3 separate regions of the Homo sapiens genome follow, and regions 1 and 3 are each linked to region 2. A link is a loop called in an ENCODE intact Hi-C map of the cell type or tissue named here. Cell type or tissue: dorsolateral prefrontal cortex. All regions are shown on one strand. Links, peaks and the distances in the headings refer to the core of each region. The heading gives the core; the rest is flanking DNA.

Evidence for each region. Peaks named below come from ENCODE experiments on the same cell type or tissue, not always from the same donor. Only the 100,000 strongest peaks of a DNase experiment are listed, where the experiment ranks them.
Region 1: it touches region 2 in a loop (3.0-fold over the local background); 27 of 110 quality-filtered maps call a loop at or near these places.
Region 3: a loop joins it to region 2, with 3 times the contacts of the local background. A loop is called at or near these places in 17 of 110 quality-filtered maps.

The regions. Positions count from the first base shown.
Region 1 is chr11:64,484,145-64,494,022 of GRCh38, reverse strand. No RefSeq gene overlaps it. Among named protein-coding and RNA genes, the nearest start is that of LINC02724, 40 kb to the right of the region's middle. RefSeq lists an enhancer at 3,531-4,032. In dorsolateral prefrontal cortex, for the core only: a CTCF peak has its summit at 4,025 (motif pointing left); a DNase peak (open chromatin) is centred at 4,032; H3K4me3 peaks cover 420 bases; H3K27ac peaks cover 491 bases.
Region 2 is chr11:64,649,099-64,658,976 of GRCh38, reverse strand. It overlaps NRXN2 (neurexin 2), which reads left to right. Exons shown (of 23, transcript NM_015080.4): 12 at 5,255-5,281; 13 at 6,823-6,942; 14 at 7,341-7,722; 15 at 8,339-8,529. Among named protein-coding and RNA genes, the nearest start is that of NRXN2-AS1, 10 kb to the right of the region's middle. RefSeq lists enhancers at 1,299-1,798, 1,799-2,300, 3,791-3,950, 4,912-5,412, 6,755-7,254. In dorsolateral prefrontal cortex, for the core only: CTCF peaks have their summits at 5,718 (motif pointing right) and 7,879; DNase peaks (open chromatin) are centred at 5,696, 5,896 and 7,842; H3K27ac peaks cover 1,586 bases.
Region 3 is chr11:64,718,690-64,728,567 of GRCh38, reverse strand. NRXN2 (neurexin 2) reads left to right here and starts at 5,371. Exons shown (of 23, transcript NM_015080.4): 1 at 5,371-5,597. RASGRP2 (RAS guanyl releasing protein 2) reads left to right here. Exons shown (of 17, transcript NM_001098671.2): 16 at 1,208-1,272; 17 at 1,437-1,657. The coding sequence ends at 1,266. RefSeq lists enhancers at 2,433-3,271, 4,481-4,530 and silencers at 4,911-5,210, 5,197-5,491. In dorsolateral prefrontal cortex, for the core only: a CTCF peak has its summit at 4,943 (motif pointing right); DNase peaks (open chromatin) are centred at 4,927 and 5,327; H3K4me3 peaks cover 3,191 bases; H3K27ac peaks cover 1,263 bases.

The DNA.
Region 1 (9,878 bases), core at 698-8,697, 160 kb after region 2:
TGATGAGTGAAAGTTTGAACAGGCAGGAATATTTACGTGGTTTCGAGGTACTTCTTTACAAAACATTTGTTAAATACAAAGGGAAAAATAATAACTTTACGGTGGAGACACCTGGCAGATACCATTTTAGCCAAGTGACCAAAGTCACAGTCAAAGCATGATGTCCCATCACCAGTCATAGGATAAATCTATGTTGTGTTCTCCCTGATAGGATACAATGGAAAGAACACAGCCCAACTGCTATGATAGTCCTGCCAAAAATGCGTAACCTGAATCTAATCAAAAGGAAGCATCAGACAATCCTGTACTTGAGGAACATTCTACAAAATAACTGATCTGTGCTTTTCAAAAGCGTCAGGTCATACAAATCAAGAAAAGACAGAGAAACTGTTAGATTGAAGGAGACTGAAGAGATATGTCAACTAAATACAACTTGTGACCCAAGATGAGATCTTGTTGGTACAAAGGATGTTCCTGAGAAATTGCCTAAACATGAATGCAGGATTCTGTTGATTAGATGGTAGTAGTGTGTGAGTGTTAATTTCCTGATGTTGATGTTGCCTTGCTATGCAGGAGACTGTCCTTGTTGTAGGATGTACACCCTAAAGAATTTGAGATAATGGGCATCAGGCTGGTAATTAATTCTCAAGTGGTTCAGAAGGGGAAAGCATGCTATTTGTACTCTTCTTGCAATTTTCTTTTTAAAATTCTTTTTATTTTATAGAGACGAGGTCTCACTATGTTGCCTAGGCTGGACTCGAACTCCCAAGCTCAAGTCATCCTCCCACCTCAGCCTCCCGAAATGCAAGGATTACAGGGGTGAGCTACCTCACCCAGCCCAAATTTCTACAAGTATAAAATCATTTCAAAATTAAAATTATCTTTAGCTCTAAAAATATGAAATAATAGCAAAGAAACTGGTTAAAACATAGACATCTAAATATTGACTATGAAGCAATAATAATAATGTCTAATTTTAGGGATTAAAAAAGATAAAAGTGAAGACAACAATAGTATGTGTAAGTTAGATGGGTTATATAAGAATTAAAGCATTGTAAAGTCCTTAATTAAGAGAATGAATATATTGATTAAATTTAGATTTTGTTAATTTAAGTATACATATAAAAAAATCTATGGTTAACACAGAAAGAATAAACAAACAATAGGAAAAGGAAAAAAGAAAAGTTAGTTCAAATGAAGGCAAGAAAGGGGAAGGAAGGAAAAAGCAGAACCAAAATAAGATGGTCACAAGAAGTCCAGGCAGATGGAAACAAAAAGCAAACATGAGTGGTAATATGAGAGAAAGTGGAATTGAGGGTTAAAGCACTAACTAGAAAAAAATGGACATTACATAATGATAAAAGCCACCATTTATGAAAAAAATAGATCTGTGTCCACAAAACAGTGCCGCAGGTAGACATAAACAAAAGCTATTCTAAATGGTAGGAGACTGCAGCCTGACCAACATGGTGAAACCCTATCCTACTAAAAATACAAAAATTAGCCAGGCATGGTGACACATAAATCCCAGCTACTTAGGATGCTGAGGCAGGAGAATCACTTGAACCCAGGAGGCAGAGGTTGCAGTGAGCCGAGTTCGAGCCACTGCACTCCAGCCTGGTTGACAGAGCGAGACTCCATCTCAGAAAAAAAAAAAAAGAGAAGAAAAGAAAAAAGAAATGGTAGGAGACTTTGATTAAAATATAGATCCATGACCAGGCACAGTGGCTCACGCCTGTAATCCCAGCATTTTGGGAGGCCAAGGCAAGTGGATCACCTGAGGTCGGGAGTTCAAGACCAGACTAACCAACATGGTGGAACACTGTCTCTACTAAAAATACAAAAATTAGCCAGATGTGGTGGCGGGTGCCTGTAGTCCCAGCTACCTGGGAGGCTGAGGCATGAGAATAGCTTGAACCCAGGAGGCCAAGTTGCAGTGAGCCGAGATCACGCCACTGCACTCCAGCCTGGGCAACAGACTGAGACCCTATCTCGGGGAAAAAAAAAGATGCACACACGTATATGTATGTGTATATATTTATGTATGTGTACATGTATACACATATCAATATGTGTAAACACACATATACAAGTATAGTGGGAAATGTCAATATATACAATAAGATACACTAAAATCTTCATACTTAATAGAAATATATCTTTATATCACCTGAGTAGGGATTCATTTTTTCAAGTCCATGGAACACATTCCTGTTCTTAGCCATAAAGAAATCCTTGAGGATGTCTTTATTTATTTTTTATTTTTATTTTATTTTTTGAGACAGAGTCTCACTCTGTCGCCCAGGCTGGAGTGCAGTGGCATAATCCTGGTTCACTGCAACCTCCACCTCCCAGGTTCAAGCGATTCTCCTGCCTCAGCTCCCAAGTAGCTGGGATTACAGGCATGCACCACTACACCCATCTAATTTTTGTATTTTTAGTAAAGATGGGGTCTCGTCATTTTGGCCAGGCTGGTCTCAAACTCCTGACCTCGAGTGATCCGTGCCCCCACCCCCCTCGGCCTCCCAAGGTGCTGGGATTGCAGGCGTAAGCCACCGTGCCGGGCCGAGAATATTTTTTAAACAGGCTTTACCAGCAAATCCTCTAAACATAATCCAAAACAATTGGGAATAATTACTACAGAGATAACCCAAAAATGTTTACAACTTCAAAATTAAGAGACACATTCCTAGCTTACACCTAGCTCAAATAGGAAGTTTTACAACGGCATATTATCCTGCAAGTAATAATAATAATAATAATAATAAAGGACGTTTCATCCCGAAATCTGTGTGAATCCTCAAAAACCAATACTCACAGGAAATGTTAGCACTTTAAAATGCTTTCGTTATTAAAGTAGGAAGATGAGCCAAGCACATCAAAAGAACGAATATGTTGTATTCATCCTAAGAAATTAGGAAAGGAAAACGAAATTATTCAAAAGAAACCAAGAAGAGTAACTGAACCAACACAAAAGCCACACTGATGGAAGGGAGGAGTGGGTCTGCGCCGCGGATGGGCGCTGTGATCAGATGGCGTTTCCTGAAGATGCTGCTCAAGCTGGAGAATGTTCTAGAGAGAGGGTGCAGTGGGTGCAGGAAACTACAGCCTGCTGTCACGGCCAGGCAAGCCACACGCCCATGATGGGGGTCGAGAAGAGCCCCAGTGGGCAGCGTGGGGACTGGGTGGCCACTGGGAAAGGGAGGCTGCTGCAGAATCAGATTCCGTGGGACTCGGGTGAGATCCCTCAGAGGACGCCCTCAGAGCCACAGGTGTTGTTCAGCAGTCCCTGATTGGCACACAGACGGCTGCAGGTGTGGAACAGGCCACTTGCGGAAGCACAGGAATGGAGGCCGGTTGGTTCATCTGAGCAACAGGAGGGTGTGTGCCCGCCGGCACGTGGTCTCCAAAAACGCAGTGTCCTGGCCACAGTGAATCTGAGAAGCAACCATCATTTATGAAAAGGCATGGCTCTCTGGATGCACTTATCAGACATCCACATGCGTAAGTCCAGAAACCGTCAGTGTGAGCACAAAGGAAGACGAAGGACCACGACGCCAGCATCAACACGCCACGGCGAGCTGACAGAAAGGACGAGGGACAGAGGAACAAGGAACTCCCCCGTGACCCCGAGACCTGGGGGCCTCAGGCCTGCTGTGAGTGGGTTTGGCCCCTCCTGCGTGGGAGGCAGGGGCAGTCCCTGCTGCACGGGGTGAACACAAGGTGAGCGTGTTGGGTTGGTCTCCATTGAGGCTGCTCAGAAGGGAGTTCCATTCATTCTTCCCCGGTAACATCCACAGGGTCCTTCCGCATCAGCACACAGCTCCCCACTGCGTGGTCCTGTTCTTGAACTGATGGCCTAACATCAACAAAGCCTCTGAGCCCTGAGACCCTCCTCTGGCTGGGAGCCACGGTATCCATGGCAACCATGGCTGACACAGAGGACGATGCGGACATCGTGGGAAACAAAGCCACATCTGAGTGAAACGCGCAGAGGTGCGGGTACCGGGGTACAGCGCGTGTGGGGCGCCCCCACGTGGTCAAGCAGGATAGAGGCGCATGCGTGTCCCGCAGGGAGTGTGGAAAACTGGCCCAAGCTGGAGTGTCCAGAGGACCATGCCTAAGGAAATGATTTTGTCACATTGTCTCTCGCAGCGCCCTGGCTTCTGGCAGTGACCCTCTTCATCCTGTACCTGTGCTGGGACCCTCTTCCTCCCGTGCCTGTGCGGGACCCTCTTCCTCCCGTGCCTGTGCGGGACCCTCTTCCTCCCGTGTCTGTGCGGGACCCTCTTCATCCCGTGTCTGTGCGGGACCCTCTTCATCTCGTGCCTGTGTGGGACCCTCTTCATCCCGTGCCTCTGTCTGACCCTCTTCATCCCGTGTCTGTGTGGGACTCTCTATTCTGTTGGGCCCAGGGAACACAGGGATGAGTTAGGCTCAGCAGCCCCTTCTTTCTAGGAGTGTATATGACATCCGAGTGAGTGTGTCTAGCTGTTGGAGTTACACCATTCAACTAGTGATTTAATATAATATTTTATGGTAAAACAAAAGCATACTATCTGTAGAGTGGAATGAATAATTTACAGGAATTTTTAAGGTCAAACAGAGACTTTCAAGGACTTTTACACCCAGAAGGGTCATTTTCCACCCCTTTGTACCCCCAGGGACCCGTATTTCCCTCTTCCGTGTTGGGGATGCTTCGGTGCAAATGTTTGAAAAGTATGTCCTGGCTCTAGAATCAGAAAGATTCTGCCTTTGACATATGAATTTGGAGGAGCACAAATGTTCGTCCATAGCATCATTTAATCTCTCTAAGCCTATTTCTCATCAAAAAAGTGGTGATTTAAGTCTATATACCCACAAGGCAAAGAAACCCGAAATGCATTCCTAAACTTCTTAGGCCTCTCGGATTACAGCTGATACTCATCATTGGCAATAATTATATTCTGTAAGGTCCCCTCAAAGACTGAACTAGAACTAGTGGATACTGAATTATTGCTTTTAGGGAAACTTGGGGTCAGGGTCCTGTGAGCCTCTGGTCACATTTTTTTTTTTTTTTTTTTTTTTTTAGACAAAGTCTGGCTCTTTCGCCCAGGCTGGAGTGAAGTGGTGCGATCTCGGCTCACTGCAACCTCTGCCCTCCAGGTTCAAGTGATTCTCCTGCCTCACCGTCCCAAGTAGCTGGGATTATAGGTACACACCACCACGTCTGGCTAATTTTTGTATGTTTAGTAAAGACGGGGTTTTGCCATGTTGGCCAGGCTGGTCTCGAACTCCTGACCTCAGGTGATTCACCCACCTCGGCCTCCCAAAGTGCTAGGATTACAGGCGTGAGCCACCATGCCCAGCCTCTGGTCACATTTATTAGTCAATGAATAAACAATTCTCCTTTATGTGTGTTTCTGTTTAAATATACATCATTTTGTGTCTATTGCTGATTAATTATCTCATGCCTGCACGAAGTGTATCTAACACATGTGTTTTCTCCATGGGGCAGGTTCTTGTGCTTAGAACAACAGATAGCACTTTAGTGCTATTCTGGAGCCAGGGCCATTTTAAACAAAATCACCTAGAAGAAACATGAAAATGCAAAACCATAGCACCAAATAGACTTCGAAAAAATGTGTTTATGACATAAGAGCTGAAGCAAGATGGCAGTTCCTTGTTCAGCCTCAACTGGGAACATACATTCAAAGCATTTTTTTTTTTTTTTTTTTTTGGCCACTGGGCCTGTCCATAAATGAACTCAAAAGGCCCTGACTGGCCGGGCGCGGTGGCTCACGCCTGTAATCCCAGCACTTTGGGAGGCCAAGGAGGGTGGATCACAGGGTCAGGAGATCAAGACCATCCTAGCTAACACAGTGAAACCCCATCTCTACTAAAAATACAAAAACAAAATCAGCTGGGTGCGGTGGCACACGCCTGTAGTCCCAGCTACTCGGGAGGCTGAGGCGGGAGAATGTCGTGAACTCAGGAGGCTGAGCTTGCGGTGAGCCAAGATCACGCCACTGCACTCCAGCCTGGGCAACAGAGCAAGATTCTGTCTCAGATTAAAAAAAAAAAAAGGCCCTGAGTGCTGATTTTGGATTTACAAATACATTTAAGCAAGTTGGCAAATTTGCAAATACAGAATCTGCATATAATGAGGGTGAGGATGAGCTGTCTGTGCAGCTCGGGTCCCTGTGACCCTGTGACTGGCTGTCATCTGTTTGGGTCACTGAACATTTTGCAGTTGTTGGATGTGGGGGCATGAGGGTGGTCTCATGGGGCTCAATCTGCCCCAGCCTCCTCTCAGTCTTGGCAAAGCCATGCTGGAACACTGAGAACTCGATTTTTCTTTTCTCTGAAAAAAATATTTCTACATTGGGGTGATCTTCAATCGCAGGTCTTCACTCTGCTATTTTCTCTCCAATGAGAAAAAAACGAAGTTCACCACTGGGGCCTGTGGCCATTCGTGGACCAGGGATATTGGTCCCCAATGCCTTGGAGAATCGTGGGTCTCCGATCAGGGCAGAGAGAGCATGCCAGCCATGTCCCTGCCCCCCACTCACCCACCCCCTGCCCAAGCTCCGGTCATCACTGCTCTCTGAGGGTGGCTGAGGCCCAGAGCTTCTTCTAAACAGCCCATTGTTCCTTCTTGCTTCTGGGACCCTCCTCTGCTAATTCCTCACAGCAGCACCAGCTACAAAATGTGTGGGTTCCGGTGCAAAATGAAAACACAGGCCTTTTATTCAGAAGTAGTATCAAGTTGGTGGTTGGAAAGCATTGGAACAAGCTTGGGCCCTTCTTAAGTGGCCGCACAGACCCATGAAGCCTGCCCTGCCTCAGAGCCCCAGGTCCTTTTCCTCCCCTCCTCCCACACCATCCTGGTGGTCCTTGCTGCCTTAGGCAGAGCCACGTGTCCATTTTGCGGGGCAGTGGCCCAGCTCTACCTACTAACGGCATTCCTGGCAGGAGGAGAACTATGAGTACTGGCCCAGTGGGCATAGCCCCAAAAAGGAGCTTAACCCATGATCTGGCCAAGTGCATCCACAGAGAGACTTGGGGTGGTCCCATGGGGCTCATGACTAAAGCTGTGCTCAAGGAGTCAGCCAGGTGGGGAAGGAGCATCCACGCAGTGCTGAAAACCCTGTGCAGGGTGCCTCAGGGTGAAGGGAGGTGGATTCGGCCAACAGATGTGTTGAGCTCTATGCATCTGCTGGTGCTGTCCATGGAGCTGGTAACTCAAAGATCAATAAGACATAGTCCCCTTAGAGGAACAGGAAGTCATTGGGAGGCACAAACCCATAAATGAATGATTACAACAAAATGTAATAATATCAACATGGAAGTGTGTACAGGAGGGGGTTCTGACTCCCTCCCTTCCCTCCCCATCCTGCCCTGGCCCCCAGAGGCCACTCCGCAGGTGGCAGATGGTGGACTTCTCAGCCTCCATAATTGCGTGAACCAATTCCCATAATAAATCTCCTCTTATGTCTCTATGTAGCCTATGGGTTCTGTTTCTCTGGAAAACTCTAATATGCCTCTGATACTCTATTTCTTTCAATCCTGAGCAGGAGCTGTTGGCTACAATGAAGTTTCCTCAGACATATACATGTGTGACTGTCACTGTAACCCATCACTCGCAGGGCTCCATGTGGCCCAGTCACTGCTTGATGTAGGACTGAAGGAAATGGCAGCTGGAATCCAGAAGCCACAATGATTCACAGAGAGCTTTGCCTAGAAGGCTACCCATAAATCCAGTGTAGGCTTCTCTTCCCCATCTCAAAGTTTCCCAGGCACAGAAGTTGCTGAAATCTCTCCACCTCTCCCCTCATTGATATCCCCCACCAACCAGGGGGAACCCCAAACCTTTCTGCAGCCAAAAATGACTCGGCCAGGCACGGTGGCTCACACCTGTAATCCCAGCACTTTGGGAGACCGAGGCGGGCAGATCACCTGAGGTTGGCATTTGAGACCAACCTGGCCAACATGGCGAAACCCCATCTCTACTAAAAATGAAAAAAAAAGATTAGCTGGGCCTGGTGGTGGGCACCTGTAATCCGAGCTACTCAGGAGGCTGAGGCATGAGAATTGCTTGAACCCAGGAGGTGGGAGTTGCAGTGAGGCAAGATCGTGCCGCCGCACTCCAGCCTGGGCACCAGAGTGACACTCTGTCTCAAAAAAAACTCTCGAGACATCTTTTCACAGGAACTGGACTGAGGACCTCATTGCCACCCATGGGACCCCAGGGAGCACGTAGTTCTCTCTCTGCTTTTCTTATGAGGATCGATGGTGGAGTTTCCGGTGAATGAAACTCTCTACCTGTTGCATCCACGTCAAAATAGGTAAGACAAAGAGGTGTTGCCTTGAGCCATGCGATTGGGCTGTTTTTGGATGATGGGACTATGAGTGAGTTTTCCCCTTCCGCTTTTTACCTCTCTGTACTTTCCATGTTTCCACCAGGGAGTGCCTTATTACAAAAATGATCAGAACTAGAAGACAAAAAAATAATCAAAAGGGAAATAATTAGGCTTGAATTGACATGTAAGATCCTATTATTGGCAATCAGGGATCAGGCTGGGAGTTCAGCTGGTGGGTGGCCATTCTTCGGTGCAACAACTATTTATTGGATGCCTTAACGAGGTGCGGGAGAGCTTGGGGTGAGAATGGACGAGATCTCTGTCTCGTGGAGCTTCCCTACCCGAGGCGCAGGCGGCCACCAGCCAAACTCCCAGACAGATGGAGGCGCCGCCCCACTGGGATTCCTCAACCAGGCGGTGAGTGTGGAATACGGGACCCAGCCTGGGGTAGGGCTCAGAGGCAGGAAGCATGGGAGGAAAGGGTGGGGAGGATGAAACACACAAATCCCAATCAAATACAGCAAAATGTTTGCAGTTGTCAAATCTGGGCTGTGAATTCTCTGCACTCTTCTATATGTTCAGATTCTTTTGCTTAGATTAAAAAGTGGGTGTGAGGTGATAGAATGGAGACAGCAGGAGCGGACGGCTCTGCTGAGGAGTTTGGCACTGAAAGGGAACCGAGAAATGGGTTGTGGCTGGAAAGGGTGGTCAAGGGAAAGACTGGAGTATTTTTTGTTTTGTTTTGTTTTTAATATTTTGTTTTGAGGTAGCAGAGGGGGAGAGACTGATACTGAGCGGGAGAGGAGGTCTGAGAGAAATGCTTCCTGCATTGTAACCTCAGAGGCATTCAAACCAGAGCAACTCCATCTTGAGTAGGGGCTGGGTAAAATGAGACTGAGACCTACTGGGCGGCATTCCCAGGAAGTTTGGTATTCTAAGTCCCAGGATGAGATAGGAGGTTGGCACAAGATACAGATCACGAAGACCTTGCTGATTAAACAGTTTGAGGCAAAGAACTCAGCCAAATCCCACCATAACCAAGTTGGTGACAGAGTGACCTCTGGTTGTCCTCACTGCTCATTATATGCTAATTATAATACATTAGCATGCTAAGAGACACTCCACCAGCGCCATGACCGTTTACAAATGCCATGGCAACATTCAGGAGTTACTCTTTATGGTCTGAAGAGGGGAGGAACCCTCAGTTCCAGGAATTGCCCACCCCTTTCCTGGAAAACTCATGAACAATCCACCCCTTGTTTAGCATATAATCAAGAAATAACTATAAGTGTAATCAGTGAGCAGCCCATACCGCTGTTCTGCCACTGGAGTAACCACTCTTTTATTCCTTTACTTTCCTAATAAACTTGCTTTCACTTTGTCAGACCTCTGAGCCTAAGCTAAGCCATCATACCCCCAGTGACCTGCACTTATACATCCAGATGGCCTGAAGCAACTGAAGACCCACAGAAGTGAAAATAGCCTTAACTGATGGCATTCCACCATTGTGATTTGTTTCTGCTCCACCCTAACTGA
Region 2 (9,878 bases), core at 1,146-9,145:
TCTGGGCTCACTGCAACCTCTGCCTCCCGGGTTCATGTGATTCTCTGCCTCAGCCTCCCGAGTAGCTGGGATTACAGGCACCCGCCACCACGCCTGGCTAATTTTTGTATTTTTAGTAGAGATGGGGTTTCACCATCTTGGCCACGCTGGTCTTGATCTCCTGGCCTCGTGATCCACCCGCCTCGGCCTCCCAAAGTGCTGGGATTACAGGCATGAGCCACTGTGCCTGGCTGAACTTTGAACTTTTAAATACTCATCTGGAGTCTCATCCTAACATTGGTCTCCGGGGCATTTGTGGGACAGACTGTGGCCTTTGGGGAACCCATTGCCTTGTAAATGTATTTATACTATGTTCTTTCCTTTTCCCCTTTTGGCCACCTGGCCTTTGTATTCCTAGGACAAAGATTTGCTGAGAGAGGTGGGGACTGGAGGTGGGGAGATATGCAGGTGGCCAGGGCCTCAGAGTTGTTTGAAGGGTTCCCCTCAGCTCTGTTTCTAACCACGATCACAGCCTGTAGAGCGGGTGGTGTGCAGCAGCTCTGCAGGGGAAAGCAGGCTGGGAGACACTCTAGTCAATGCTCCACAAGTCTGCACAATGCTCCCTTGCATCCCTGAAACTGTCACAAGAGGATAGCCCCAGCCAAGGACCCCATAAGTGGCTCTGTACTTCCAAGTCTGCCCAGATTTGTGTATCCAGTGTGAGTTCCCCCCTACTTTGCCTGGGCATATGTGTGTTGTCTGCATCTAAACACATGTCTCTGTGCTTGCTGGGGACACAGCAGGAAAAATCTGGGGCCTTGGATCTGCAGGGAAGGCAGATGCATTTTGCTTATTTGGACTGTCCTAGGCCCCTGGGAAGAAGATTGTGTCTCTTAAGATTAGACAGGAAACAATGTCCTTGGTCAGGAAAACCTATCCTGTGGGCCCTTGGGACCCACCCTCTCCTCTCCATGGGCACACTTTTCTGTCTGTGCCACATAAGTGCTCAGAAGTCAGATAACAAGGTGGCCTCTTGGAAGACACATCATGTTAAGAATAGGCTTCCCAGACTGACAGATAACAGGACTCTCCTCCCACCCATTTCTTACTCCTGGCTGTGCCCCTGCCCCCATCTGTAGACATGTGTGTGCTGAGATGCCATCTCTAGCATGACTCCTGACAATCTGTGACCAAAGGCTTGGTGCAAATGCATCCGTCTACAGATTCCTCCTCTGTAGGCACTGTGGACACGCAGGTGGCCCCTACCCAGCCACCAAGCCTTGGGTTGGGATGGGAAGAGTTCTGGGCTCCGGGCCAGAAGACCTGGGGCCTAACTTTGGTATCTTTTACTGTTGGGTAAGTCATTTCCCATCTCTGAGTCTCTCTCTCTTTTTTTTAATCTTTAAAATGGAGATAAGAATCTTCACTCTGCCTACGTCTGTGGTGGTTTTGAGGCTCAGATGGAAGAATGGGAATGAAACCATTGAAACCATTGTGTAGATGCAAGACCCATAGTAGAGACCCACCCAGCCTTCTTGAAGGAAAACAAAACCATATTGGAATAGAGACTTGAGTTTGGAGCCAGGCCTGGGGGCCACTTCCACATAGCATGGACAGACTGGAGTTGTCCTCTACTAGGTGTGCCCATGGGGTCCCAGCTGTCAGTGCAGCTGATGGGAAAAGTGCAGTGTAAAGAATCTCTGAACCACAAGGCGTCACCTCCTTCAGCCTCCTGGCCCACGTGAATCACTTCAAGAGCCCCATTCCTGTCCCCCATTGCTTGCTCCCCAGGACTTGCAGGGCCTCACAGACCGGCAGCAACACCAAGGCCCCAGGCCTGGGCTGGACTCACTACTGGGGAAGAGAGAGAAGCCTGGTGAGGCTTGGTCTCTGGCCTCATGATCTTATCCTGTAGAGGGAAGCTATTGCTCCAGGAGGCAGCTCTGCAGCTCCACAGGCACTCAGTGGATTGAAACAGGCCCCAGGCTGGGCCTGAAGAGGGAGCGGAGGCTGCGGGTGACCACTAGGTGGGATCGCTTAGTGCTAGCCTCAAGAGATGGGATATTTGCTAGATAAGAGAGGGACAAAAAGGCACTGCTGCCTCTTTCCAGGCAGAGGATCCTAAGGAACTTATCGTGCCTCCTGCTGCAGCTTCCCAGCCCCCACTATGTTTGCAAACACTGAGCAAGTTCCTTGAGCTCTGCTGTCTGCAGCCCCTGAGTTGGGGAGTTGATCTCTGTCCCTAGAGGATGGTAGAGTCCCCTGGATTCTTTGCCCTATCCCAGCATGGCCTGGGCCCCTCCCTGGAGGGGAGGAGAGGACAGGCCAGGCTGGGCACTGTCCTCTACTAGGTGTGCCCCTGGGGTCCCAGCTGTCAGTGCAGCTGACCTGAAGGGTGTGGTGTAATTAAAGAATCTCTGAGCTGCAAGGGGGTTACCTCCTTCAGCATCCCTCCCCACCCCATGAATCACCCATACACTCCCTACCAGTGGGAGGCCTTCTACCTCCCACCTCCAAGATCCATTCTGATCATTGAGTGGTTCTTTCTTAGTGTCACCCTGCCCTTCTGAAATTCCCACTTATTGTGAAATTCCCACTTATTGTGAAATTCCCGTTAGTTCTGCCCCTTGGAATCAAACGGAGAAATCTAACTCCCGTTTGTGTTTTAAATCAGGCTAAATACACATTGTATCCCAAAGCCCTTTAATCCCTGGGGCCATGGGAGGGTACATTGCCTTTCCACCTGAGGCTGATCAGTAATTATCAGGGGGGCTGCTGGGAGCCAGCTCTGAAGGAGGGCTATGACAGAGTGCATGCTGCCACTCTGTGATGTCACTTCTGAGACAGATGCCTGGGAGCCTTGGGCCCACTGTCTCCAACCCACAGGGCCTGGGCGGGGAAGGAACCCAGGTGAGGCAGGGCTGGGAAGCCAGTGTTCTTTCCCCTGAGTTCCTTTCCATGCAGACTGCTTTGTCTTACCTCCCCAACACGTGTTCATACTACGACCCTGCTCTCTCTGTCCAGCCAGGGCCTTCGTGGGTCTGTGCCACGAAGACCACTCACTTCTGCCTATTCCCTGCACTTGAGGCACAGGTCACTAGTTAACAGGTTACTAGTTAGTGCCCCCTGAACTTTGGTGAATGTGTATGTTGAAGAGGCTGGGTTTCTCCTGCTCACTCTCAGTCTCTGGCTTTCTTCTGGATGGGGCTGGCTTCCCTCTGGGTGCCCATCTTCAAGTCGTTTGCTCTTGCAAACCCTACTGGAGCCTGTGTTTCTGAGGGTGGAGTCTCTGCAGGGGTGGGCCTGGAGCTGACACCTCTTCTCTGGACAGATGGACCCCCCATTCCTGGTGCTCCCTTGCTGGGGAAGGAGAAGAATCAAGCTCCTTCTTTGGGTCTTTTCCCCAGTAGGGGACCTGCTTGCCCATCCAGCCTCCCCTTTTTTCTTTTTTTGGACCCTTCATTGGTGAAGACTCTGCTGGCCCCGAGAGAGCCCCCGTGACCTGACTCCAGGGCCTGGCACCCTTCTACCCTCACCCTAACAGTCCTCCCCTTCCTCTTCTGTCCAGCCTCCCCTGTCCCCTCTGTGCAGCCGCTCCTTCCTCTGCTCCGTTTTCTTCCTCTTTTCTCTCTGCACTCTCTCTACCTCATTCCTCTCACTGAGACTTCTCACTTCCCTCTGTGTCTGCCTTTTGACCTTTTTCTGCTCCTCTGCTCCTCCCTTGGTGCCAGGCTGTGGCCCAGGGTCCTGGCTGCTCGCCTCCACTCTTCTGCTGCGGTTGACAACGCGTGTGGAGCTCAGCTGTACTGCCGAAGGGCCGTGGCCCTCAAAGCCACAGGGGCATCAGTTTACCTCCACTGCAGGAACCTTCAGGGGCCCAGGGGATGCAGCTGCCCACCCCCTTTGCTTCCTGGGCTGTGGGGTAGGCAGAGCCTATTTGGGGTGGAGCGACAGGAGGCCAGGGTATTGGGCCTGTCAATCGAGGGCCGGGAGACTGCCCCTCTCTGAAAGGCAAAGCCAACCCAGTGTCTACCTGCTGCCTACTTCCTGCTCAGGATCCTACTGTTATCCATTCCCTCAGCTCACATGGAGGGAAGCTGAGGCATGGAGAGAAGTGCTTTGCCCAGGGTCACACAGTGAGTTAGTGAGTGTTAGGGTGGAGATGAGGACCCAGCTCCCTTGCTTCCCAGTAAAGGATTTCTGCAGCTCCAGCCAGTCCCCTCCCTTGGGCTGCGTCAGGCTTGGCGTTTGATGGAGTGGTGCAGACATCCTAAAGGCCTTAAATCTGGACTTCATAGGACCCTGGTCCACTGTTCCCTCTGCAAGACCTGACTGGCTCCCACCTTTGGGTGGTGTGTCTAACCAGAGGGATGGCCAGAGGCTTCAGGGCCCTGGGCTGCTGGCTCTGTGTAGCCACACGGGGCCTTCCCAGTCCTGAAATCAGAGGATAGCAATGCCAGGACCGGACTGGGGCAGGGGCAGGAAACTTTGCTTATGGTGGCTGCTTGTCCCCAACTGCTTTGTGTTCTCAGAGAAATCATATTTTGGGGGCTGCACTGTCTCTATCTGTGAGGCCTTGGCTCCTCTGACTAGGAAAGCAGGTTAATACTAGGTCCTCTTCAGGGTGAAGGACTCCCATGATCTATCCCCAGTAGCAGCCTGGCATTTCCCAGGATTGGAAAGGGTGGAAGGAAGGTTCCTGTAGGGGTGGTACTAGCCACTGGGGCTTTGGGAGGTGTATGGCCTCGGGAAGGGGGCCCTGGGGCAGACCCCTCCATTTAGCTCAGAGCCCAGAGGGGAACAGGGAGTGACAAGTCACACCTGGGCTCTGAGGAGGGAGTCGTCCCAGAGCAGGGGATGCAGGGATTCTGGCTCTCCCCACCCATCTCCCTCCCAGAGACAGGGGAGATGTGGGGTTGGTCAAGCCCTCGGCCCCCATTGATCCCCTGTACGACTGGGATTCCCAAGGTGCCCGTCTCCCTCAGACACTAGAGGCCTGGTACCCTCTAAGAAGGGGGCCACAAGCCCTCTTCCCATCATCTGACTGCCCTGCCTTCCAGCTCTGGGGAGGGTTGGAGCCCTCTTGGGGGCAGGAGGGACAGGGGTCCAACTGAGGAAGGGAAGAGGGCACCTGGGCACGCGTGGTCCCCGGAAAGTGGCCCTGGGGGGAACCCCGCCCGCAGACACCCCTCCCTGTGAAGGATGTAAAAAAAAAAAAAACTTGTTTTACCTTTTTGTCTCCCCTTCCCCTCTGCCCGCCCCATGGCCCCCCCAGACTGCCTGCGCGTCGGCTGCGCACCCAGTAAGTGGCTTCCCTCTTCTTCTGCAGAGACCCAAGGGGACTGGGATGCTGGACGCTGGGATTTAGGGAGGGAGGCTGGGAGGAAGAGAAGCCGTGATTGCTGGCTCGAATGGGGGTTGGGCCTTGAGTGTGGGGAGGGGTGCAGGCAGGAGGGTGAGGTTGGGTGGTTGTGGAAGGCAGGAGGGACCAAATGAAGCAGAGCCAAGGAGAGCTGGGGGAGGGCCTGCAGTCAGGATGTTCACTGGGTCTAGGAAGGGAGAGACAAGGACACCCTTTACCCAAGTCAGCAGGAGGGTGGGGAGGAGGTAGAAATCAAGGGCTGGGGCAGAGTCTTGGGTAGCACCTGTGGTCCTATGGACTGGCAGGGAGGAGCCTGAGAGGGGCTGGAATACGCTGCTGCATCTCCAGAATTGGCCACAAGGGGGAAGGCGAGGGATGCAGGAAAGAGGATGAGGGTGGGAAGGGAGCCCTCTTCAGCTCCTGTGTTAGCTGGGGTGAGTTTCTGCCAAATGGGGGCTCCTTCTATGGTGACAGTGAGGGCTCTCAGCAGGGGTGAGATGGAGAGTGAGCAGGTGGACATCTCCAGACATCCCAGTGCGCCTGGGCTCAATGCTGTGTCTCAGGGTGTTTCTGCATGGTGTGGCTTGGGGTCACATGGGGGAGCACATGCACGTGGTAGGCCCAGGCAGAGAGACTGTGTGTGCTGGGCGCCCTGCTCTTCATGTGTGTGTGGCATGCTGTGTGCGTGCTGGAGCCCTCGGGGTGGGGGGGCAGGGATGACCAGAGAGTGCTGCAAAGTCCAGCAGCATTTGAAAGATAAGTATGTTTTGTTTTAGACTCTGGAAGCTGATAATCCTGGTCTTGAGTAAATGGCCATAGTTCCTAAGAAACAGAACCTTCCCCTCTCTGGCCATCCTGCATATTTATGGGCAGTACGTGTGGTGGCGTGACTTGGTGTGTGACGTTAACCAGGCATGTGTATGTAGAAAGGTCCCATCGGGTCCCATTGTAGATGGAGGAGCTGGTGTCTGTGTAACAGAGGCCGAAGCTGTGGGCTCGCATTTACATTTGGGTACTGTGTGAAGTTTTGAAAGTTTTAGGTCTGTGTTTACACCCTGGGAATATAGCTTCTGGCCACACTCACTGAAGGCCCTTAGGAATCTGGGGGAAGAGTATGTTGGTCATAGGTGTGGGTGTCTGTGTGCAGGGCCTCAGGGTACAACTCCAGAGGCACCATTCACTTAATATTCTATGTGCATGGCACCTCCTAAAGTCACACAAAGGGCAGTCCTGAGAGTGGATGTATGACTGGGGTATAAAAGCTCTGCGTGTGCATGGACTCCAGGTGTGATGGGAGGCTATAAGTGTGTGTACTTGTATTCATGGGTGTGTTGCGTGGCCAAATATGAGCCACTGGTCATGTATGTGTTCATGTGTGGCATGTGCGGGGATGGGGAGGCTGTCTGTGTATCCAAGGTGATATAGGAAGTCACCTATGAGCATGTATAGGTGCCCTCCTCATTCCCCCCTTGGTGCCGCAGGTAAAGGCCCCGAAACGCTGTTTGCGGGGCACAAGCTCAATGACAATGAGTGGCACACGGTGAGGGTGGTCCGGCGTGGCAAGAGCCTGCAGCTGTCTGTGGACAACGTGACTGTGGAGGGTAGGTGGTCTGGGCCCAGGGAGGTGGACACATCTCCAGTGACCTATGCTTGGCCCTGTTCTACTTGGTGACTACTGCCTGGGCTGCCATTCCTAGGGCAGTGTTCTGGCAAGCTGCCTCTGCCATTTCTCCTTCAGGGGTGGAATGTTATGGGCATCTGGACCCCAGGAACGATTTCAACTCCCTGTAGGCAGCATTCCCCTGGCAGCCTGTTGGCTCTTGACTGGCGAGTCCTGCCACTCCTCTTGGAGCTGTGCTGGCTGCTAGTGCCTAGCCGAGGACATCTCTAAAGATGTCACTCATGGGTGGCCCTCCTGTGGAGGGGAGGCTCCTGGGAACCCAAGCCCCAGCCCTGCCCCAAAGCCATCCCCCTCATCTTGGTCTCCTGTCCTGAGCAGGACAGATGGCAGGAGCCCATATGCGGCTGGAGTTCCACAACATTGAGACGGGCATCATGACGGAGCGGCGGTTTATCTCCGTGGTGCCCTCCAACTTCATCGGGCATCTGAGTGGGCTCGTGTTCAATGGCCAGCCCTACATGGACCAGTGCAAGGATGGTGACATCACCTACTGTGAGCTCAATGCTCGCTTTGGCCTGCGTGCCATCGTGGCCGATCCCGTCACCTTCAAGAGTCGCAGCAGCTACCTGGCACTCGCCACGCTCCAAGCCTATGCTTCCATGCACCTCTTCTTCCAGTTCAAGACCACGGCCCCTGATGGGCTTCTTCTGTTCAACTCGGGCAACGGCAATGACTTCATTGTCATCGAGCTGGTCAAGGGGTGAGGGGCTGGGGATTGCACTGCTGTCAAGGAGGTGGCCCCCTCCCCCTGCTGAACCACATACAGCTCTCCTGGCTACTGGCCGAGGTGTCCAATCCCCCCAGATCACAAGTCAAGATTCAGGTCCCCGACCGTAAGTCGAGAGGCTCCCTCTTCAGCCAAGATGGAGAAGCACACCCTCTTCCACTGCTGACTCCCCAGCTGCTTCCTTGCCAGAGTTCCCTGTTATATCTGTTCTCTGTCCACTGTCACCTTCTCTACAGGCAGAAGTCAGTCTTGCCCCTCCGTTGCCTTAGGGGACCCCACTCCAGAGCAGCCCAGTCCCTGCCTCCAGAGGACCCTGCTGACCCACAAACCTCTCCCCTCTAGCTCCTCTTCTGAGGTTGTGTCACAAGAGCCGGCTCCTTGGTGGCCCTCCTTCCTTACATTCTCCCCGTGACAGGACCTCACACCATAGCCCTCTTGCCATTGGTTTTGGTCGCTCTCCTCTGGGGTCTCCCTTTCAATCCCTCTTCCCATGGCACCTAGGACCCCTGCCAGCCATAGCTCCTCCTCACCCCACCTTCCCAGCATCACCCCCGCCCTGACCCAGTGTCTCCTCCCTACTGTGGGGCAGGTACATCCACTACGTGTTTGACCTGGGGAATGGCCCGTCCTTGATGAAGGGGAACTCAGACAAACCAGTCAATGACAACCAGTGGCACAACGTGGTGGTGTCCAGGGACCCAGGCAACGTGCACACGCTCAAGATTGACTCCCGCACTGTCACGCAGCACTCCAATGGCGCCCGAAACCTCGATCTCAAAGGTGGGGCTGGGGCCTCTGGAGAAGGCCTGGCCCTAGCCCAGATACCCCTCACCCCAGCGAGATCACCCCATTCCTGCGACGCTGCTTCCCTCGGTTCCCTGCCCCCAGTTTCCACCTCTCTTTCCCTGTCTCCACTATGTCCAGCCTGACATCTTCCTGTCCAAGTTCTGCTTGGCTCTCTTGTGAGTCTGCATGTCACCACTGAAAGCCTGGTTGCAGGATGCGTCTCACAGGGTGCTTGGTGGCCTCATTCCAGAGCTAGGAGTAGGTAACCCAGGCCCTCCAAGGACCTCCTGGGCCTCCAAGGTTGAGAAGCCTATGTTGGTTGAGGGCTGGAGTGAGAATAGGGAGCTTAGCATCCTCCTGGGTGAGGTAGACGCTATGGGGCAGAGGACGTAGCAGGAGCTAGAGTCCCCGAGTCACCTGTCTTGGGCATCGGCTGGGCTAGCTTGGGGACATTTTGGACCTAGGCTTCCCTGGTGTGCTCAGGGTCACATCAGGGTGCCACATTCCCCAGGGCCTCTTCAGTGGTCATTGAAGCAGTCATTGCCTGCCCCCAGAATGGGTGACTGAGAGATCAGGGAGGAGGAGGGTGAGCTAAGGCCTGAGCATTGGGACAGGAAAGATGCAGCTTCTCCAGAGCCTACTGAGGGCAATGTGATCTACTTTCTTGCACATGCCCAAAGCAGCCCTCAGCCCCATAGGAACCCCTGGGCATCAGCCTGCCTCATACTGTCAGAGCTTGGGGAGGGTCCTCAGAGACCATGGAATTAACTGCCCCACTCCCTCAGATCTGAGATCTGTCAGATCTCTTGACATAGTGCTGTGAATTCCCCTTGTTCTCAGAAGGGGGCGATGTGTCACAGAGAATCCAAAGTGGCCCCAAACCCCGGGGGTTATCTTGGCGGGTCTTGTGTTGTACTGAGCCCGTGGCCAGGGCAGCAGACTGACCAGTGTCTTGACTGAAGCTCGGCTGTGGGCTGGCTAGGGCTTCCAGGGATTCCAGGGAGTTAGGCTCTGTGGCAGGGGATCAGGTGTTGCGGAGGAGAACTTCCCAGAGTCCCAAGGCCAAGCCCTAGTTGTTGGGGGAAGGGAGCTGGGCTTTGAACTCCCTAGGAGAGAGCCCAAGAGTTGGGAAAGGCTTGAAGGAGTTCTGGGAATGGGAAACTTTGGGAGGGAGGGAATGGGGGTGGACGGGATTGGGCTGCGCATCTATGAAAGGCCCTGATTACGGGCCGGAACTGGAATCAAATGTGTGGGAGAGAGCACAGAGCAGGTTCCTCCAGCTGTCCCCCAGCCCCCACTCTCCCAGGCATCTGGGCTTCTCTGGGAGGGGAGCAGGCAGATGG
Region 3 (9,878 bases), core at 1,213-9,212, 70 kb before region 2:
TAGTCCCAGCTACTTGGGAGGCTGAGGCAGGAGAATGGCATGAACCCGGGAGGCGGGGCTTGCAGTGAGCCGAGATCGCGCCACTGCACTCCAGCCTGGGCGATAGAGCAAGACTCCGTCTCAGAAAAAAAAAAAATAAAAAATAAAGAAGGGACAGGTAAGGGTGCCAGAAAGTGGCCAGGAAGCCCTGGACCTTCTGAGGCTGAGGAGAGAGACCCTAATTTATAAAGAGGTATAAAAGTGAAAGAGGCTTCAAGATTCCAGTTACAGTCTTATTTTGTTGGAGGGGTTAACAAAGGATTGGAGAAGGTGTTATATGAGCCATTGGCTTGCCTTTCCCTTTCTGGCTGCTCTGGAGGCTCTTCTGGGGAAAGTCCCTTGCCCTGATAATGTCCTGGCAGCTCTCTTGGGGTATTTGATGGTTTTAGGTCAGTTTGCTGAATGACAACTGGCCAAATGATTATTTTGCTGAGAACAGTCCGAACAACTATGTTAAACTGGGGTCTAAGGTAGTTGATCACAACTGTTTGGGTTGGCATAAGTCCTCAAAAAACAGAGGCAGGCACAGGGCATACATCCTCAAAAATAGAAAAGATAAATCCATTTGCATTGAGCCTTCCAGAAGTGCTGGGGTCTAAAATGTGAAATACACACAAAATTGACATTTAAGCAAACTGCGCTGACAAATCTGTGGCTGAAAAAGCTGTGGCAAAACAAAAACATAGAAAAAGAGCCTCAAAAATTGGGCTGAGGCCGGGCATGGTGGCTCACGCCTGTAATCCTAGCACTTTGGGAAGCCAAGGTGGGTGGATCACCCGAGGTCAGGAGTTGGAGACCAGACTGGCCAACGTGGCAAAACATCATCTCTACAATACAAAAATACAAAAATTAGCTGGGCGTGGTGGCAGGCGCCTGTAATCCCAGCTACTTGGGAGGCTGAGGCACGAGAATCGCTTGAACCTGGGAGGTGGAGGTTGCAGAGAGCCGAGATTGCGCCATTGCACTCCAGCCTGGGCGACAGAGAGAGACTCTGTCTCAAAAAAAAAAAAAAAAAAAAAAAATTGGGCTGTGAGGTCATGCAGGGAATTGATTTTTGGTGGGTGGGTCTGCTTCTGGGATGATGTGGATGCCTCCCGTGGAGAGGGGAAGGGTTGATGAAGTCCCAGGGACCTGGAAGTGTGTTCTGCAGCAATCCCCCTCCCAGCAGAGATCCGTGAGGAGGAGGTACAGACGGTGGAGGATGGGGTGTTTGACATCCACTTGTAATAGATGGTGAGTCCTCCCACAGCTGGCACCAGAGCTCCCCACTGAGGGCTGGGGGGGAGCTGGGGAGTATCAGGGAAATGGGTGCTTTATCCAAATGGCTCCAAGCCAGGTGGGCTACTACCTTGTTGTTAGGGGGGTGTCTTCCTCACAACCTGTTTTTCTCTTCCCAGCTGTGGTTGGATCAAGGACTCATTCCTGCCTTGGAGAAAATACTTCAACCAGAGCAGGGAGCCTGGGGGTGTCGGGGCAGGAGGCTGGGGATGGGGGTGGGATATGAGGGTGGCATGCAGCTGAGGGCAGGGCCAGGGCTGGTGTCCCTAAGGTTGTACAGACTCTTGTGAATATTTGTATTTTCCAGATGGAATAAAAAGGCCCGTGTAATTAACCTTCACCATCAGCGCCTAGAATCCCGGGGGGTAGGGGGATGGTATACTTTACAGGATGACAATCTTGGGAGCTAGAACTTTGTAGCCAGAGAAACTTGGGAGGTCTGGAATCTCATGTGTCTGGAGTCTTGGGGAAGAGAATCTTAGAAGCAGAAAACCTTGGAACATAAGAATCTTGGGGAGGGTCTAGGATCTTGAGGAGACCAGATCCTTGGACATCTAAAACTTGAAACTAGTAGGTCTGCACCCGAGAATTGCAGGGCCAGTCATGCATACCCAAAGCCTTCAGCCCATGGCCGAAATTCCCTTGCTGGACAGGGGGCCTTTCAGCCCCTGCTTGGACGCTTCCAGTAACAGGGCCCTCACTGCAGGAATCGTGGGAGGGAGAGGGGCAGCACAGAGTTGCTGGCTGTCGGGGAAGGGAGGGAGGGCCCTGGGCAGTCCGAGGGCCCTGCTGGGCTTGTGCCTCAGGGTGGGGGCTGCACTCCTCCGCCTTGCAGCCTCCTGGCCTGGTGCTGCTGCCAGCCGGAAGGACAGTGACTTCCAGAGGAAATGCATATTGATCCTGCTTTCAGCCTCCGGTGGTGGCTTCTCCCAACCCAGCTCTTCCCTCCTGAGCCTGCAGCACGGAGGTTTTGGGGGTCACTGCTACCTAAAGAAGGCTAAGGCCACTTCTGAGGCTGGTCTGGGAGTTTACTAAAGGTTCTGAAGCTGGGCCGGGCTGCCCCTGGGATCAGGAGACTCCAGACAGCAGTCCTGACAATGGGAACTACCTCCTCAGTCCCCCAAACTGGGAGGTGTCCCACAGCAGCTGTAGGATTGTCCTAGGGGTGGAGACCTGAGCACCTTCCACTCCAAAGCACAGTATCTGTGGGCCTGGCAGTGGCCTCAGTTCCCCCATGAGTGCCCCGGTCCCCCACCCCAGGGTTTCCCCACATCACATCCATCCCTGCTTTGAGACCCCACTCCCCCTGGCCTGTTCTTTATTTTGGGTCACTCCCTTCTCTTTCCTGGTCATATCTCTCCTGCAGGCCTACCCTGTGTTGGGCCCCCCAGCCCTGTCTCTGCATCGGGTGCCCCCCTGCCCCTCCTTCTGTCCTCAGCCCCCTCCGCCCTTCCCCCTCTTGAGGCTGTAATATCCGTTTCACGATTTGGGGGCTGAGTTGCTATAACAACAGACGGCGATTGTGTTGTGAAGAGCAGCTCGCTCCTGTGCCGCCTGCCTCCTGTGCTGCCTCCATCCCTGCAGCCCAGTCGGTTCCTCTTGGCTCCTCTCGTCACTACCCTCCAGTTCCAGTCTGGCCTCTTCCTGGTGTGTGTGTGTGTGTGTGTGTGTGTGTGTGTGTGTGTGTGTATGCATGCATGCATATGTGTGTCCAGGTCTGCCTGCCCGGGATGTGACAAGTAGCGGTCTTCATGGTTGCATGTGTCTGAATTTGGTGTCTGAGCTTCACATTGTATGCGCCTGTGTGCATGTGTGTGCATGGACATGCATGCTGTATCTGCTGTGTTTCCCCTCCCCCATGTGTCCCCACTGGCCTTTGCACATGGGAGAAGGGCATGTGCTCAGCATATCACTCAACTGTCCACATTGGGTGGGTACCTGTGTGTGGTGTGTGTGTGTGTGGGGTGTGTCTTGAAGTGGCAGGTCCCAAATGCTTAGGCAATCTGAACCTTGGACCTTGCAGAGAGGAGAGATGTCCCTGTAGGTGGGAGGGACAGGGAGATGCAGCAGCTGCCCGGTGACCTTTTCTGCCCTTGATGGGCAAAGCTGGGGGTAGGGAAAGGAGACAAGTGCTCATACTTACCTCCCTCCCTGCCCAGGCTCCTCTGTAAGGGTCTGAGTCTGTCTCTGTGAGCCATTGCATCTGTCTGTCTATGCCCTGATGCCTGGATGGACAAGGGGTGTGTGTGTGTGTGTGTGTGTGTGTGAGTGTGAGGAGGCTGCAGGAAGAGGAACAGTGGGGGATGGGCAGGAAAGTGGGCTGTGGGGTCAGGGAGGCGATTTCGCATTCATAGGCCCTGACGCAGCAGTTCCATTCTCTGGCTCCTTCATTGGCTTTGGTGGGGATGCCCTGGGGGTCTCTCCAAGGTCAGAGTGGGCCCTAAGTCTGGGACCTGGCTTAGGGATCACCCTTCTCGACTCCTAGGAAAAACTCCTTGCAGCCTGGGTCCCCCTCTTACCCCTTCACAGGCTGGGGAAGGAGTTTCCCACCCGGGGGGTTGGTGTCCGCATTAAGCCACTCAGTAATTGACCACTCTCTTTGAAGTGCCTGGGCAGGGGTCCAGGATGACTGTGGGCAGGTCCCCTGGGTGCAGCTGTTCTGGGCATGCATTAATTGCCTGGTGTAGGTACCTGTGTGCACAAGTGTGTGTGTTCTTGGGCAGTATATGCTTCCTGTGGGTGTGTTACCATGGTGGGGCATTTCTGCAGGTGTTCTTATGTGTCTCTGGGAATGCCCAGTGTTCACAGATATGTGTGCATGGCTGTGAGTGCCCCAATGTCCATGCATTGGTGGTTGAATGTAAGTGTTCTTGCATGTTGCCTCTGGCTAAGGAAGTGCCAACTACCACCAGCTGTGCAGATCACAGACCCTGCAACAGAAACCAGGGTCCTGGAGTGAGCTGGCAGAATGGTCTGGCACACATACACACACACACTCTGTCTCTCACTGTCTCATTCAGCAGCCCAGTGACCAACCTCGGGGTATACACACTAAGTGCCAGTGTGTGTACACTTTTATTGGCGGAGTGAGTGAAGGGTGTCCCCCAGTCCCCCACACTCATACACATGCACAGTGATGCATGTACCCTTACAGGAGAGACCTGCGCCCCCCAGCACCACTCTAACTGAAACTCATGGATGGGAGGAGGAGAACAGAGAAGGGGGCTGCTGCCAGGTGCCCTCAGTCACCAGGCATGTGCAGGCGCAACCCTGCCCCCACACCTACTCGTACCTCGGTCCAGGGTTCCAGGCAGAACTGAGAGTTTGGCCTCAAACTCTGGGATTCCCATGAGGCAGGACTGGGAAACCCCCAAGTTCCTAGGTCTACCCCGCCCCCATCTCTGCCTTTCCTTCCCCCACCGCCTCCGTCTTTATCCCAGCAAAGCCCCTTCCTCTTCAGTTCTGGGGGCTCCAAGCCAGGGGCCCTCCGGACGGTGGGAGGTGGGGGCCAGGCTACCGACTGGAAAAAGCCCCCAGCAGCCATGGACCCACCGAGTCCCCCTTCTCTAGGCTCCTCGAAGCCCGGGCCCGCCCCTGGGGGTAGCCAGCAGAGGGCGCTGCGGCCCAGGCCCCGCATCAGCCCTGCTCTCGCGGCGTCCCAAGTCGGGGTCCACAGCCTCTCCTTCGGCTTGTCCCAGCCCCGCGCTGCGCGAAGACCTGCTGGCCGTGGGGGGAGGGTGCGGGACCCAAGGCCCCGAACTAAGGGGCGAGGGGCGAGGGGCGAGAGTGCTTGGGTTCCCGGAAAAGACACTGAGGCCGGGTTTGGGGCCCGCCTGGTTGGGGGCCCGGGCGCCCGAGAACCTCGAGAGGCTGGGAGGAGCGCGGGTGCTGGGGCCGGGACGCCTGGGTCCCGCGCGAGGGAGGGAGTGGGCCTGTGGAGCCGCTGGACTGGCGGCTTCTGAGCCCTTGCATTGGCTGCGCTGCTCGCCCGTCAGCGCAGCGTGGTCCAATGCGCGCGTCTCGGGGGCGGGCACTGGTGCTGATGCTGCCGTCAGTCGGTGTTGCAGGGATGCGGCGGCGGGAGCAGCCGCCCTGACTCGCGGAGCATCCTCCTCGGAGAGGCACCGCGGCGGGGCGGGCGGGCGGGCGGGGACGCGGCGGGGAGGGAGAGAGGCGCGAGGCGGCAGACACCGCTAGCCCTGGCTCTGCCACCCGTCGGAGACGGGGCGGCCCTGTAGCTCTGCTACCCACCCTCCAGCTTCTGGCGCCCCGAGAACCAGGTAAAATGGGGGGGGGGGGGCGCTGCGGCGGAGACGGGCGGGGGGCGGGAGCCGATCGGGGGAGGGGAGCGGATCGGAGGGGGCGAGGGAGGCAGGACGGATGAATTGGGGGGCGGGGGCGCCGCGCTGAGAGGGCTGGCCCGGTGACAGCGAGGAGGCAAAGCCGCTGGGGGCTTGGGGGTCGGAGGCTCCTGTGGAAGGGGCACTGGCCCTGAGAGCTGAGGAGAATGGGGAGGGGTGGGAGGAAGGGTCTTTGGGGGAAGGGATGGAGAGAGGAGGGGCATCCAGAGGACTTAGAGGGGGTTCTTAAAGGGGGGTCCCCAGTCTGTGCTAGCCCCAGAGGCTTGAAGCAGCGCCGGGCCAGAGGAGCTGTTGTGTTCTGGAGGGTCTAACCAGCGAGAAACTGGGCTTCGTGGGAGGAGAGGAGAGGGGGCTGGAGAAGAGAGAGAAGTGGAGAGGGAAGGAAAGGGGCCAGGCCAAGGGCTTCGTCCTGAGGGGACCCACTGAGGACCAGGCTTTCCTGGGGGATGGGAGCCAAGGGGAGAAGAGGTTATTGGGAGAGAGCAGAGGGGAATGTGCCAAGGTGCTCCAGGCAGAGATGGGTCTGTGCTGGTGGAGAGCTGGGAAAGATGGGGTCTGAGGGAGAGGAGCGGAAGCTTGCGGGGGAAGGCTGGGGGTGATGAGACAGGGAGACTGGGAAATCAGTAGGAGGGGGCTTTGCTGGGGTGGGAATGCGCTGGGGGCGGTGACAGGGTTCTGGTCAGAGAGTGCTGCAGGGGGAGAGGAAGCTGCAGGGCCCTTGGCTTGCTCCCCCACCCCTAAAGAGGAAGGGACCATTTCTCATGTCCCAGCCTCCTCCCCCAGCTGAAGCAGCAATCTTCCCTGGGGTCTTTGGGTTGGGGTATGAGCCCTTGAACCCTTGATGGGCTTTTGGGGCACAATTGGCTTTGGGGTGCTGTTGTCTCCTTTACTCTCACCCCCCTCCTGAATCTTGGGAGAGGGCATTCGATGCCTCATTGAGCTAGCAAGGGCTGGGAGGGGCTTTTTCTTGGTGTCTGGAGGTGAAGGAGGAGGCTGTCCACCTGGAATAATGAAATAGATTTTTAGGGGGTGGGTCTTGGGTCCCCAGTCCCTTGGCTGCCCTGGGGGCTTCCAGATAGCCCTGTTTTTTCATGTGTTGGCGGGTGGGCGTCTCTCCTCTTCCATTCATTCTTATCCTTCCCTGTTGTCTACCTTCCCAGTGTCTGGGTGTTCCTTTTGGAGGAGGGTGGACATTAGGGTCTTACTTTCTCTGTCTTCTGCCAGAGAAGGAGAAAGAAAGAAGGGAGAGGGAAGGAGAAGGGGAGGGAGGTCTGCAGTCTGCTAACTGTGAGGCCTTCTGTTTTGTGGGTGCTTCAGCCCCTCAGTCCCTACCTCCTCTTGCTTCCAGGGATGGCTCTAGGGATGCTGGCATCTGAGGTGTGGCTGGATCTTTTGGGAGACAGGGGAGAAGGGTCTGGCTGGGGGCTCTTCATTCATGCTAGAGGAAGTGTTCTCAGACCCATCCTATCCTCAGATCCACAGGGGTGGGCGGGATGGACCAACCAGCCACGGCTGCCGGGCAGTTCTTTCCAGCCCAGGCCTGGGCTGAATCCATATGACATTGGAGTTCTGAGAGGAGGGGCTGGGTGCGCGAGTGGCTGGTGGGGACCCCTCTTTCCTTCCAGGCTCAGTCACTACCCAGGTCCAGCTGCTCCCTCCCGCTTACCCTTGCCAGTGACACAGACACTCTGACAATGATACACGCGCTCGGTGGCACCCACCCAGACACACACCTACACAGGCACACACACCTGCGTACACAATACACCTCCTGGCAGCATACAGCCCACACTCCCCACCCAGAGAGGCTGCCACCTCATGCCTGCCTCCTTGAGACCTCCCCCAGGTGCCTTGCTGCCATGTACACAACACACACACGGCCACTACGTGCCCCCAGAGCCCCCAGCGCAGCACTGCCAGCCCTCACCCTTGGATGCACACAGCCCCCATCCAACCACTCACCTCCCCAGGCTCACAGCCATCGCAGGCACACCTGTGCTTCTTCCTCATACACCTTCAGTCCTTGCAACACACCCTCTCCTTCCAGACACCCCATCCCTCCCAGGTCTACACAGCATGTGGGCACACCCTCCCAGACACACCAGTCCCTGCCCCCCAGCAAGCTCATCCTGAAGTACCATGTGCATGTCTGTCTGGGTGCTGAACACCTTGCCCCAGGCCTTTGTGTGTGTGCACGTGTGTGTGCACACCAGCACATGTTTGCTAACACACTTAATGCTGTGGCTCACCCCCTAAACCTCTCTTCTACTTTCTCTCTCTCTCACTCACTTATCTTTGTACCTTCGGCGCAGGGCCTCCTACCCCTCCTGGCCACAACCACGACCCTTCCCAGTGGAGTCCAGCCCCCACCTACACCTGGTTTCCCTGGGAGCCTTCCCATTTCTAAGTGGCCCCACCCCCCGCATTAATCCTCAGGCACAAGGGCCCCTACACCTGCCTGTGCACTGGAGACACTGTCCTTTCATTCGCAGCTCCCAAGCCCAGCCCCCACGGGGATGCCCCGATTGTGTGTCCTCACACGCCACCCACCTTGCTGCTCCATCTGTTGGTGCAGCTCCCTCGCCCCTGCCCCTTCCACACTGATGGGCCTGTGGGCTCTCGGAGACTCATTCAACAAATAGTCTGGTGCACACTTTCAAGGATGTGTGTGGCACCTTGTTATTTACGAAGCTGCTTCCCCACTGCCACCACCACTGTTTGGCATGGTGGGGTGAGGGTGAAGGTGGGACTCCGCTGTGCTCCTCAGTGAGCCTCAGTTTCCTCACGTGTGAAATGGGATCCTCATCCCTACCTAGTGGGATGTTATGAGGACTCACTGAGAGGACAATGATGGCAATGATAGTAGTAACAAGCATGTTTATTGTGTACCTACTGTGTGCCTGGCCTTGTGCGAAGCACTCTGTAAACCTTACTTTGAGGTATTTGTAAGACACATAGAAGGTCCCCGTAAATGGTAGCTATTTTTATTGTCATTATCATAACCTTCCCTGCACGCACACACACGCGCACACACCTGTCATAGATACCTTTAGGAACATTCCCAGGCACCTCATGCTTACTCACAAGGCCGCCCCTGGAAGCCATCTGTCCCCCTCTGCATCACTGGGGTGCACCCGCCCAGGCTGCTGTGCCCCAGCTGTGCACAGCATAGGTAAGCTTGGTGCTCATCCCTCCCACCACCTACCTCCATGCTCCCATGCACCTGTCCTCCGGCCCCCACTCCACCAAGTCATTCCATTGCACCTCTGTCCCCAGCCCACCCGCTTCCCCAGCTCCATGAGGCGGCAGCAGCCTCATCCTGTGCACCCCGAGCTACCAGCTCCTGGGCCCAGCCCGCTCCATGCTTCTCTCCATGACACAGAGAGCTGCTTGGCGACCTGCAGACATGGCCGCTCATGCCCAGCCCACCCTGGCATGGGACTCCGACTTATCTTTAGACCTGTTTGTTCCTTCTACTGCCCTCTGAGTCAGGACAATTGACCAGCAGAGTTGAGGAGGACACGAGGGATAGGGATTAGACAGAACCAAATCTGAATCCCAGCTCTGCCATTTATGATTTGTGGGACCTTGGGTGGGTCCCTTCTCCCCTTTGAGTATCTATTTCCTCATCTGTAAAAGGGGCAGTGATAATACTTGTCTTGCTTACTTTTCTCACCAAGCCCTGGTGAGGATCAGAGGAAACACTAGGCACTCGGTACTGCAAACTGTAAAAGGCCGAGATGAGAAGTTTTAAAAAAATCATTAATACGACACACTTTTTTTTCACACGTTAGTCTATGCCAGGCAGTGTACTAGGAGCTTTATGTATGTTAATTCTAATTTTGACAACACTATTATTATCTCTATTTTATACATAAAGAAAGTGAAGCACAGAGAGGCTGAGTAACTTACCAAAGGTCACACAGCTGGATAGGGGTAGAGCTGGCATTTGAACCCAGGCTTCAGAGCCAGTGCCTCTAACCACTGTGCTGTCTTGTTTTTGCTGCTGCTGAGGTTGTGGCTGGGTGTGGAAAGGCATGGGGTCTTCCCTTTTTTCTGCCAGATCATCACGGCTGGAAGGAAGGGGGAGGTAGGAACTGTTCACCGTCTGCCAATCTTGCCTGGAATTTCACGGGGGAAAGGGGACCCTCCAAAAAACATTCTGCACCTGAAAAGGACCTCAGGGGTCAAGCAGTCTGC